Regions from separate parts of the Homo sapiens genome. Here region 1 is linked to region 2. A link is a contact called in ENCODE Hi-C data. All regions are on one chromosome and are shown on one strand. The core of a region is the stretch at or near the end of the contact, and the rest is flanking DNA. Distances in the headings are between cores, read along the strand shown. Region 1 has its middle 24 kb from the start of CFAP161. Region 2 holds the start of CEMIP (cell migration inducing hyaluronidase 1).

Region 1 (4,966 bases), core at 245-2,744, 330 kb before region 2:
GAGTCCCTTGACTCCCCAAATGAATCTTAACAAGATAAACAAAGTAACATAAAGAATCATCTCACAACTTACAACGCAGATGAATTTAAAAGCCAGGTGATAATAAAATAATAAATATGCAAGGGATTTTTTAAATTCTCCTTTTATTACTTTTTACTCTTTTTATCATAAAATATTCATTTTACATGTGATTATATCAAGTTTTAAATTTACATTCCTCAAAAACTCTCAAAGCCAAGATTAAAACAGAAATGCACTCATACATTATTGGATGCTGTGCAATTTACTCAGTATTACTTAGCAATAAATATCCCCTTAAAATCAGGCCACCACTCACCTCGCTTTAAAAGTATTATTTTGACATAAACTAGCTATATACTAGAAAACTTAATTTGCTATTGTTTTCTTTTTTATGATTTATGTATTTATTTTAGGGTCTCAGGTACATTAAATTGGATTATGACACACTCTCAGCAGTGGTCCTCTAGTTATTTAGCCGGTTATTTTTAAATAATGTAATAAGCACTTGTAAACCTATAACCCCAAAATAAAAGCTAAGATCTTGATAATAATCTACATCTAAATATAAGAGTCTTTCATTCCCCATCCCTCCCTACCTCCAGCCAAGGTAACCATCTCCTAAATCCTGTGTTCATTATCCACTTGCTTTTCTTTTTATATAGTTTTATTATACCTATATGTAATCTCAAAATTATGTTTTAATTTTAAGTTCATAAAGATATAACATGCTCTATGTATTGTTTTCATTATTTGATGAAGCTCTTGGGAAAATTTAATTGGAGCCTTTCATTACTTGTAAAACATCTGGCAGGAAAGAAAAGTGAAAGAAAAACTTGGGAATAATCATTTTTAGAAAAGAGAAGTGGGACAAAATTCAGATATTAGGAAAGATAAATACAGGCTATTGTCTTACTTTCCATAGTTCGGAAAGTTTAAAAGTTCTTGTTGGATGACAAATGTAAGTCATCACAGTGTAGTAAAGAAAAAAAAAAAACAGATTGAAGCTCCTTTCACTCGGCTTGCGCAAGTATTTTTGTCTCTGAGCCTCAGCATCTTCATCATTAAAAACAGATTAAAGATATTACTGGTAACTCTCGGGAAAGTATTTCCAAAATAATCTGCAATATGTTAATAGGTGTGAAAGGGGAAAGGGTTCTATGGTCAAATAAATTTGAGAAATGCTGAGTTAAATAGGTTTCTTGATTGCAGATCTTCTCAGATCCTTGAATTAATGGCCTGCACTATAAATCTACAAAATGGCAATAATCCATACAACACTTCCTAAGCTAATTTCAACATCAAATCCTTTTCTTTAGAATCACCTTTTAAAACTGCTATTTAAGGAACAATGACTCAGAGACTTTTTGAAACTTAAATGACATAATAATAGAAATGATGAATAGGATTTGGACATGCAGATGCAAGAACAGAGGTAAGCACTTTCCAGGCAGAGGAAGGAGGATGAGGCCAAGCACAGAAGCAAGAAAGCAAGGGCCAGGAGGGACACAGGGTGATGAGAGGCAGAGGGGAGATGATGGGAAAGTACCTTCAGCATCGAGGCAAGAGTTGGTGGTTTTCTTCTGCAAGTAGTGGAGAGCCCCTGAAACTTTCAGAAGAGGAAATTGACAAGGGACAGAGAGTAGAGCTTTCGGAAGGTTGCTGGGGCTACAGGCCATTGCCTGGATTTAAAGCAGACAGGCCAGGGTAGGGGGTCAGGAAGCCTAGTTAAAGATAGCCCCAGGAGAGGTGATGCCGTGTGCTGACTTAAGCAGTGGCAGCGGGGATAAGGAGGTGGAACTAAATAAGAAAAGAATCAAAAGTGATATTGTCAGGTCTTGGAAAAATGACACTGCAATGGGCAAATCCTTTCAATTGTTCATTCAACCAAAATTCACTGTGCGTCAAGCACTGTGCTCAGCCTTCTGGATGCAGTGGGAAATAAGATACTCATGGTCCCCGCCTTTGTGGAGAGTCAGAAGGAGAAGACTGTTCTGAACAAGTAGTTACATGTGTAAGGTGTGTTGCCGAAGGGTCAGTACAGGGAGGATTTCTCTGAAAGGAATTCAGCAATGTTTTCCCACTAAATAACAGTCCTTTGAAAAAGCAGACAGGATATTGAAAATAATCCAGTTTAACAGAACTACATAATCATTTTTTAATAGCTCATCTGATCAAAGGCACGTATTCCTATTCTCTGCAAAGAACATAGAGTGATGTCTCTACATAGAAAGGGTCTCCTAGTCTTTTTTGTCTCCATCTATTTTTGCCTTCAGCTTCTAGCAGACCCCTGGGGGAAAGAATATCACACCAACAATGCACCTTTGCTTCTCCGCAGCCCAGCATGGCCACCAGAGCCCAGCATTCGTCCCCAGGAACAGGACTATGAGCCTAAGGTCTTGCATCCCCTTTTTAGTGCCCTTGATCATCTGGTGGTCAGTCTCCAGTCCCCTTCCACCGAAGCTGACCACTTGGGTAATATGCCTGCTTATACTATGAAATCCTGAGAGCGGAAGAGATTTCTTACTATTTACTTTCTCCACTGGCTTCTAAAAAGGGAAACCCTTTTGTAGTTAACACTCTGGTGGGTATGGGAATGCCGGCATGGACCCAGAGTAGTGTTTAGTCTCAGTCTGCCTAAGAGAGTGAAAAGAAATGAAGTTTCCCATCTGTGGTGATGCATTCTCCAGAAGCACCCAGAGGCAAGGGTGACCAGGAGAACAGCACCCTCCTGGAAATTCACAGATATCCTGGGGAGGGTTTCAGACTTCTAAGTGGCATAAAGGGGATGGAGGGAGTGGGGGGCTTCAAGTCATTTATTCTAGATATCAAAAAACATAGAGACCTTTAACTGATATTTTCGTTATAGGAGGATGCTGTCCTTCAAAATCACCAGAAAATTTTTTAAATTTTTGCCCCCTTTTAAGCAGGGGAGACTTCTTTTAAACAAAAGCAAGACAGAATTCAATTACATAAAACAAATATGAGAGGTCTTCAAAAAGTTCATGGAAGACACATCTTATGAAAAAACTATACATGGATTTAAAAAAATTTTGCACCAAAACAAACTCACACTAACCTGTACTGAATGTCTGAACAGGATCTATTTTGAGGCACTAAGAAGGATAAGACATCAGTTTGCAAAGATCTCGTATCAGAGCTACATGGATTCTGCTAAAATTGGACCAAGAACAAACATCAAATTTATGCAGAAATTTGGGTGGAAAAATGGTGAAATCACTGATGCTTTATGAAAGTTTATGGTAATAATGCCCCAAAGAAATCAGCAGTTTAAAAATGAATAATTAATTTTAATAAGGGATGAGGCAATGTTGAAGATGAAGCCTGCAGTGGTAGACCATCCACATCAATTTGGAAGGAAAAATATTATCTTCTTTATGCCCTGATTAAAGAGAATTGACATTAACAGTAGAAACAATAACCAACATCATAGACATCTCAATTGGTAACTTACGCAATTCTTTTTTGAGATAAGGTCTTACCCTGTCATCTAGGTTGGGGTGCCATGGTGCAATCATAGGTCATCACAGCCTCAAACTCCTGGACTCCAGTGATCCTCCTGCCTCAGCCTCCTGAATAGCTGGGACTACAGGCATACACCACCACACCCAGCTAATTTTTAAATTTTTTGTAGAGACAGGGTCTTACTATGTTGCCCAGGCTGGAGCACATACAATTCTAACCGAAAAAAGCAAAGTTGAACAAACTTTCTACTTGATGGGTGCCAAAACCATTGTGCCCAGCTCAGCTGCAGACAAGAGCACAGCTTTCAATGGAACTTTTAAACAAGGGGGATTAAGATCCTGAAGCATTTCTTTGAAGAACTGCAACAGGAGATGAAATATGGCTTTGCCAGTATGATCCTGAAGACAAAGCACAATCAAAGCAATGGCTACCAAGAGGTGGAAGTGGCCCAGTCAAAGCAATAGTGGACCAGTCAAGAGCAAAAGTCATGGCAAGAGTTTTTTGGGATGCTCAAGGCATTTTTCTTGTTGACTTTCTGGAGGACCAAAGAATGATAACATCTGTTCATTATAAGAGTGTTTTGAGAAAGTTAGCCAGAGCATGAGCAGATAAACACCCAGGAGAGCTTCACTGGAGAGCCCTTCTCCACCGTGACAATGCTCCTGCTCACTCCTCTTATCATACATGGGCAATTTTGTGAGAGTTTCAATGGGAAATCATTAGGCATCCACCTTACAGTCCTGATTTGGCTCCTTCTGACCTCTTTTTGTTTCCGAATCTTGAAAAACTTTTAAAGGAAACCCTTTTTTCTTCAGTTAATAATGTAAAAAAGACAGCATTGACATGGTTAAATTCCCAGGAACCTCAATTCTTTACAGCTGGACTAAATGGCTGGTAACATTGCTTACAAAAGTGTCTTGAATATGATGGAGGTTATGTTGAGAAATAAAGCTTATATTTTTTATTTTTACCTTTTAATTACATTTTCCCAAGAACTTTTGAAGTTGCCTCACAGATTTAAAAAGGGTGGTCTTATGATAGACTCAAAGGGTGAGTTGGGGCCAAAACTTCCACCTTGCCCCACCAGAGGGCCCTAAGAATCTGTAGAGCATAGATTGAAAACCACCGATCTAGTTTGGCCCTTCTAATTTTACAGCTGAGAAAATAAAAGCCCAGAGTGGGTCCAAACCCTTGAGGACCACAAGCCCCTCAGGAGGAAGAGCAGGGGCTAGAATTAATGTCACTTGACTTTTTGTCCAGGGCCTTTTCTACTTCCTACCCCTTATCTGGCCACAACTGTGGGAACACTCATCTGATTCTCATTGACCCATTCATCTCCTGTTGCTGGTTGGGAAAAAAAAAAAATGCTGGCCCTTATGGCTTCAGAAAAATATAAATAAAAGCATTTCACATATTGAATATAAGATTCAGAATGCAACAAGAATGAATCTGTTTGGGTCCA
Region 2 (4,575 bases), core at 1,447-3,946:
TAAAAGTTCTTCCATTTGTCTTTAAATAAGAATTTTTTTTTCATTGTGATCAACTCCAGCATTTTCATCAATTCCATCAACAAGTTCTCGGATGCAAAAATAAAGTGAAGATGGAGTCCCTATCAAACAGTTACTAGGTTAAGAGAGAGGGCAAAGGGATGGTGAACATAATTCAAAAGAAATGCACAACTGTCTTTAAAATATACCTGTAATTGCTACCATTTAAAACGATTTCTCTATGCTCAGCACTGGATTAAATGCTTTACATTGTACCAATTACTGTAATTCTCATAGCAACCCTGCAAGATGGCATTGCGTTATTCCCAGTTTACATATCAGCAAACAGGCACAAAACATTTGAGCAACTTTCCCAAAGTCACAGATGCTGTCTCAAAATTTTTTTTTATAAGAGGTGTTTACTTGTTTTTACTCTCCGTCGGCCTTTGTCAGTCACACACAAAAAAAGCAGACCTGCGTTTCTTGTAATTTTAAAATAAAGGAAGATACACACTTCAGTATGGGTGGAAATGACAAAAAGAGCCCCATCCAGTGTCGTTTCTTACCAGAGAAGGGAGATCTTTAATTTGGTGCACAGATTAAACCCTACAGGTTTTTCCACCCTGTTTCAAGTGACCAACTTGAAAAGTCATCTACTGGGCTAAAAAGGAGCCTTTGGAAATTGCTTTAAGAAAGTCATGGGCTTTGAACAAAACTATTAGGATCAGAAAACCGCATAGTTGCTTTTGCAAATGCATCCGATTGCCTTCTCTATAAATTTGCTCTATTTGATTTCTTCTCCATTCTATCATTAATCGTAAAACTAATATATCCTCCCAATCCCATATGTACTAAATAAATAATTTAATTTGATGGAACACATGAACTTGTGCCCTACACAGAAAACAGTTTGAGCTGGATCCCTAATTATGTCTGGCGTAATTGTATCTGGCATTATCTCACTGCCTGGGTCGGATTCTCAGGGGCCATACTTTCCTAACAGCTCTGAGGGGTCTCCGTGGTGTCATAGAAAAGCCAGAGAACCACAGAGTGCCCCCGGGAGGTCCTGCAGAACTGCCGGCTCAGCTAGGACCTGGTCACAAACCACAGACTCCTGAGGGCTGGGCTGCCTCCTGAGTGGTAATACCGAGGGCCCCAGCGGACTCTCAGTCCCTTTCCTCTTTCCCAGCGCCCCAACGCCTTGGGTCTGGGAAGAAAGCGCACGACTTCCCCGGAGACCCAGGGCCACAGACCCCGAGTGGAGGAAGTGGCTGGGAGCTGTCCATGGTGGCGTCGCGCCTGGGCACGCAGAGCCGCCGGCTCCCCGCCCTCGGGCGCGCCCTGGATCACTTTCCAGACCGCAGGGATGGAGAGACGCGCTCCCCGGCTCACCGTCCCTGGTATGGGGCTGCAGCCAGGCACTGGCTCACACATCAGAAGATTAGTTTTTAAAGGGAGCTCTCACCTGTGGGTAGCGTTGGCTGCTTGGAGAAGGACTCAGGACCTCAAACCCGGCAGCTGGCGGAACTCCTGGGACTGCCGTAGCGTCCGACCCTTGGGGAACAGCGGCTGTCGCAGAGAGTGTCTGCGGCTGAGGACCCAGGGCGCACAGCGCTCCTCTCTCATGAGCACACGCATCCCTTGGGGTCCATTCCAGAATGTCACTGGCCTTCGTTCCCAGAGCGGCGAGCTGGAGACCTGGCCAGCGTTCTGCCAGGACTCTCTGCCTTTCCTCACAACCTAACGCGACCTTTCTTGGAGCCGACGTCCTTTGCCAGGGACCACCAGACCTTCTTCCAGCGATGCCACGTTTGGAGTCTCAGTCTAAACATCAGCAGAGCCCCCCGGGTTCATCTAACATTGCAATTGCCTCAGCTCGGCCCCGCGCCAGCGCGTCGCTGGGTGCCTAGCGCTGTCCCGGAGGCACTGGGAGGCGAGGGAAACTGGGAGGAAGAGCGTGCTGAGGCAGGAGCAGCAGGGCGCAGACCTGTTGCTAGGCGCACGCCCGCTAGAGCTCGGCGTGAGCTGGCTCCCAGTCGGCAGGACACCGAGACCTGACCCTTGTGGTACTCCCTCCTCGGCGAGACACTCTCCCGGGCGCAAGCCCCCGGTGCCATTCAGAAGGGGGAAAATCTACGGAAAGCAGGAGTCTGCCCCCTCTGGATGCCCTCTGGGGACTCCAGCGCCCCCCGGCACCTGCAGCTTGTAAAGCATCACAAGATCTCAGAGAAATCCCACAGAGGACAGTGCCAAGAGCGTGTGCCCATCAACAGACGCATGGACAAACAGACAGATAGAGGTAGACTGCACAGCACAGGGTGGACAGACAAACAGAAACTGAGGCGGGTAACGTTTACCCTGTGCCGGGTGGAGGCGCGGGCCCCCACTTCTTACCTCTCTTCCGTGGCATGGGCCGTCAGCTCATCCCTGACGCCCCCAGCCAGGCCCTCTTACCTCTGGGTCTGTAGCCGAGACAGTGTCACGCCTCGCGGGCCAGGAGCGCAGCGGCCCCGGACGTCTGGTCGCTGACCGCCAGGCGCCGCGAGCTCCCGGGGCGTGGGCAAGCGGAGTGGTAGCTAGTCTGGGAAATCTGGGTTCAGACCCTGGCCGCGCTCAGCCCCGCTGGCTCCCCGCGCCGCTTGCGCTCGCCAGGCTCTGTCCGATAGCACCGCGCTGGGCTCTGCTTGAGCGCTAGCTCCCCGGCCCTCAGCCGAGAGGCCGCTTTTATAGCCACTTTTACTGACTCCTCCCCCGAGGAGCCCCTGACGCCCGCGCGGCACCGAAGCTCCCTCCCTCGCCCCCCGATGAAACTTCCCTCCACGCGCCCCCGCCTTGCCCAAGTGGGGCGGGGGCCCTGTGCCCGGGCCGGACCGGGGCGGGCTCTGGCGGCGGCTCTGGGAGACGCAGACCTGAGCCCGCGGAGCCCGGGTGCGCAGAGTCCCGCCCGCAGCAGCCAGGTGAGGGCGCTGGAGGCCAGGACTCGGTGGAGCGGCCGCGGCGGACCGCGGAGAGCAAGTCCCCGGGCCTCCAAGGAGCCAGGGTCGCCCGTGCCCCGCTCGCGCCCCGGGGCGCCCTCCGAGGCAAAGAGGCAGTGGAGGACAGGAGAAAAGGTCTGCGCCTGCCACAGAATCGCCGCGAGTCGGGGTCCCAGGCTAAGTCTCAGGATCTCTTTTTAACTCAGCAGCAAAAGAGTAGCCCGAGAAAGAGATTTTGGTATTGGCCTAGCAGTTAATCCGAGAGGAAGATGCTTGGGTGTTCACTGAAAGGCACCTTGGTTTGAAACTGGATTCAGACATGCCAGTTACAACTGTGTACAGGATCTTAACCCCTCCCAGTCTCAGTTTCCTCATCAGGAAAATGGGTTCTGTGATGCTTCCTCACTAGAATGGTGAGGCTTAAATGAGATCAGGAAAGTCCAAGTTCTAAGCACATAATAGGTGCTTGGTAAGTTAGAAACATTCCCTGTGGGTAGGAGGGCTCTGTGCCTCTTTAACTGGACAGGCCAAAGTTCTGAAGGGTCAAAGCAAGAAGGTGCGGCTGGTCTAGACATTCCCTCGCGGGAGGAAACAGTACCAGTAGGAAAAGTTCATCACAACACATCCCTAGGGCATATGGAGTCTCCTCTCAACTCTGCCGCTAACCTACTGTGTGACCAGGGCCAGCTACTTCCCCTGTCTGAGCCTCAGGGTGGTTTTTTTGCAGGGAGGTGAGGAGTGTTTGTTTTTCTTGTTTTGTTTTAATCTGTAAAATGAGGGCGTTGATACCTGCTCTCTGCCTCTTCCACCTTTCAGAGTGTGACTCAGCCCCCTTTCCTGGTTAGCAGAGGCCTCCTAGAATATACATTTCTTTCTTCCTTCCTGCCAGTGTTCTCTGAGAACCAGCTCCTCAGGCAAGGTCTCCATTCTGTGTAGTACACACTAGCTCCGGGACTCTAGGTCTGGACTTTAAGGCCAGGCTGTGGTCGGCAGAAGCTGTGGAAGTCTGTGATCACATCTGGGCTGAAGCAGAAGCCTTTGTCACCTGGTTAAACTGGGAAGTCCTGCAATCCACCTCTAGGCCTCTTCCAGAAAGCGGAACTTGATCCTTACTGGGGGTGGTGGTCAGGATTCTCAGCCCTTCTTTGATTTATTGGGAAGTAATGAACTGGATCCAATGGCAAGCCCTCCTCCCCAACCTTTTCTTTCCAGCCGAATAAAATGGAGCCCCCCCGACCCAGGGCCCCTCTCCCCAGTCCTCACCATGATTCCTGTTTATGTTTTTCTTCCTTAAGGAGCTCCCAGAAACCAGACCCACAAAGAGTTGTGTGTTAGGGGTTTGGGGGTGCTGGGCATTTGGCCCAAATGGAGAAAGGTCGACCTTGAATCAGCCTGGCTTGGCACGACATGCAGGATTTTCCATCAACAGACAGTAGATTTGAGGCCTGAGTGGAGCCAGGTAGCTCTCTGGTGAGGGGCTGGCTCCACAGCCATCTGGGAGATGAAGTGGTAAAGGCAGGGTCCTGTCTAGGGATGGGCCCTGAGAAGTGCTTGGCTATGTTTTCTCAAAGCACTGAAATGCCCAGCACATTCCTCTGGTATC

The links. Hi-C counts contacts between places; a loop is a spot of excess contacts on that map. Pooled maps may share reads with other maps.
Region 1: a loop to region 2 is called in a map of mammary epithelial cell, with 7 times the contacts of the local background. The contact joins the enhancer-like site here to the promoter of CEMIP in region 2. A Hi-C loop is called at or near these places in 2 of 168 maps with a recorded cell type or tissue (breast epithelium and mammary epithelial cell) and 8 of 50 pooled maps.

What each region holds. Positions count from the first base shown.
Region 1 is chr15:81,108,244-81,113,209 of GRCh38, reverse strand. It overlaps a transcript of CFAP161 not described here. Among named protein-coding and RNA genes, the nearest start is that of CFAP161, 24 kb to the left of the region's middle. RefSeq lists an enhancer at 1,446-1,605. Within about 2 kb of position 1,494, at least 2 of the 41 ENCODE cell types and tissues checked have a DNase peak (open chromatin) inside an H3K27ac peak, as active enhancers do; they include mammary epithelial cell, where a contact is called at or near this core.
Region 2 is chr15:80,777,491-80,782,065 of GRCh38, reverse strand. CEMIP (cell migration inducing hyaluronidase 1) reads right to left here and starts at 2,696. Exons shown (of 30, transcript NM_001293298.2): 1 at 2,452-2,696. RefSeq lists an enhancer at 1,669-2,174 and a silencer at 2,795-3,074.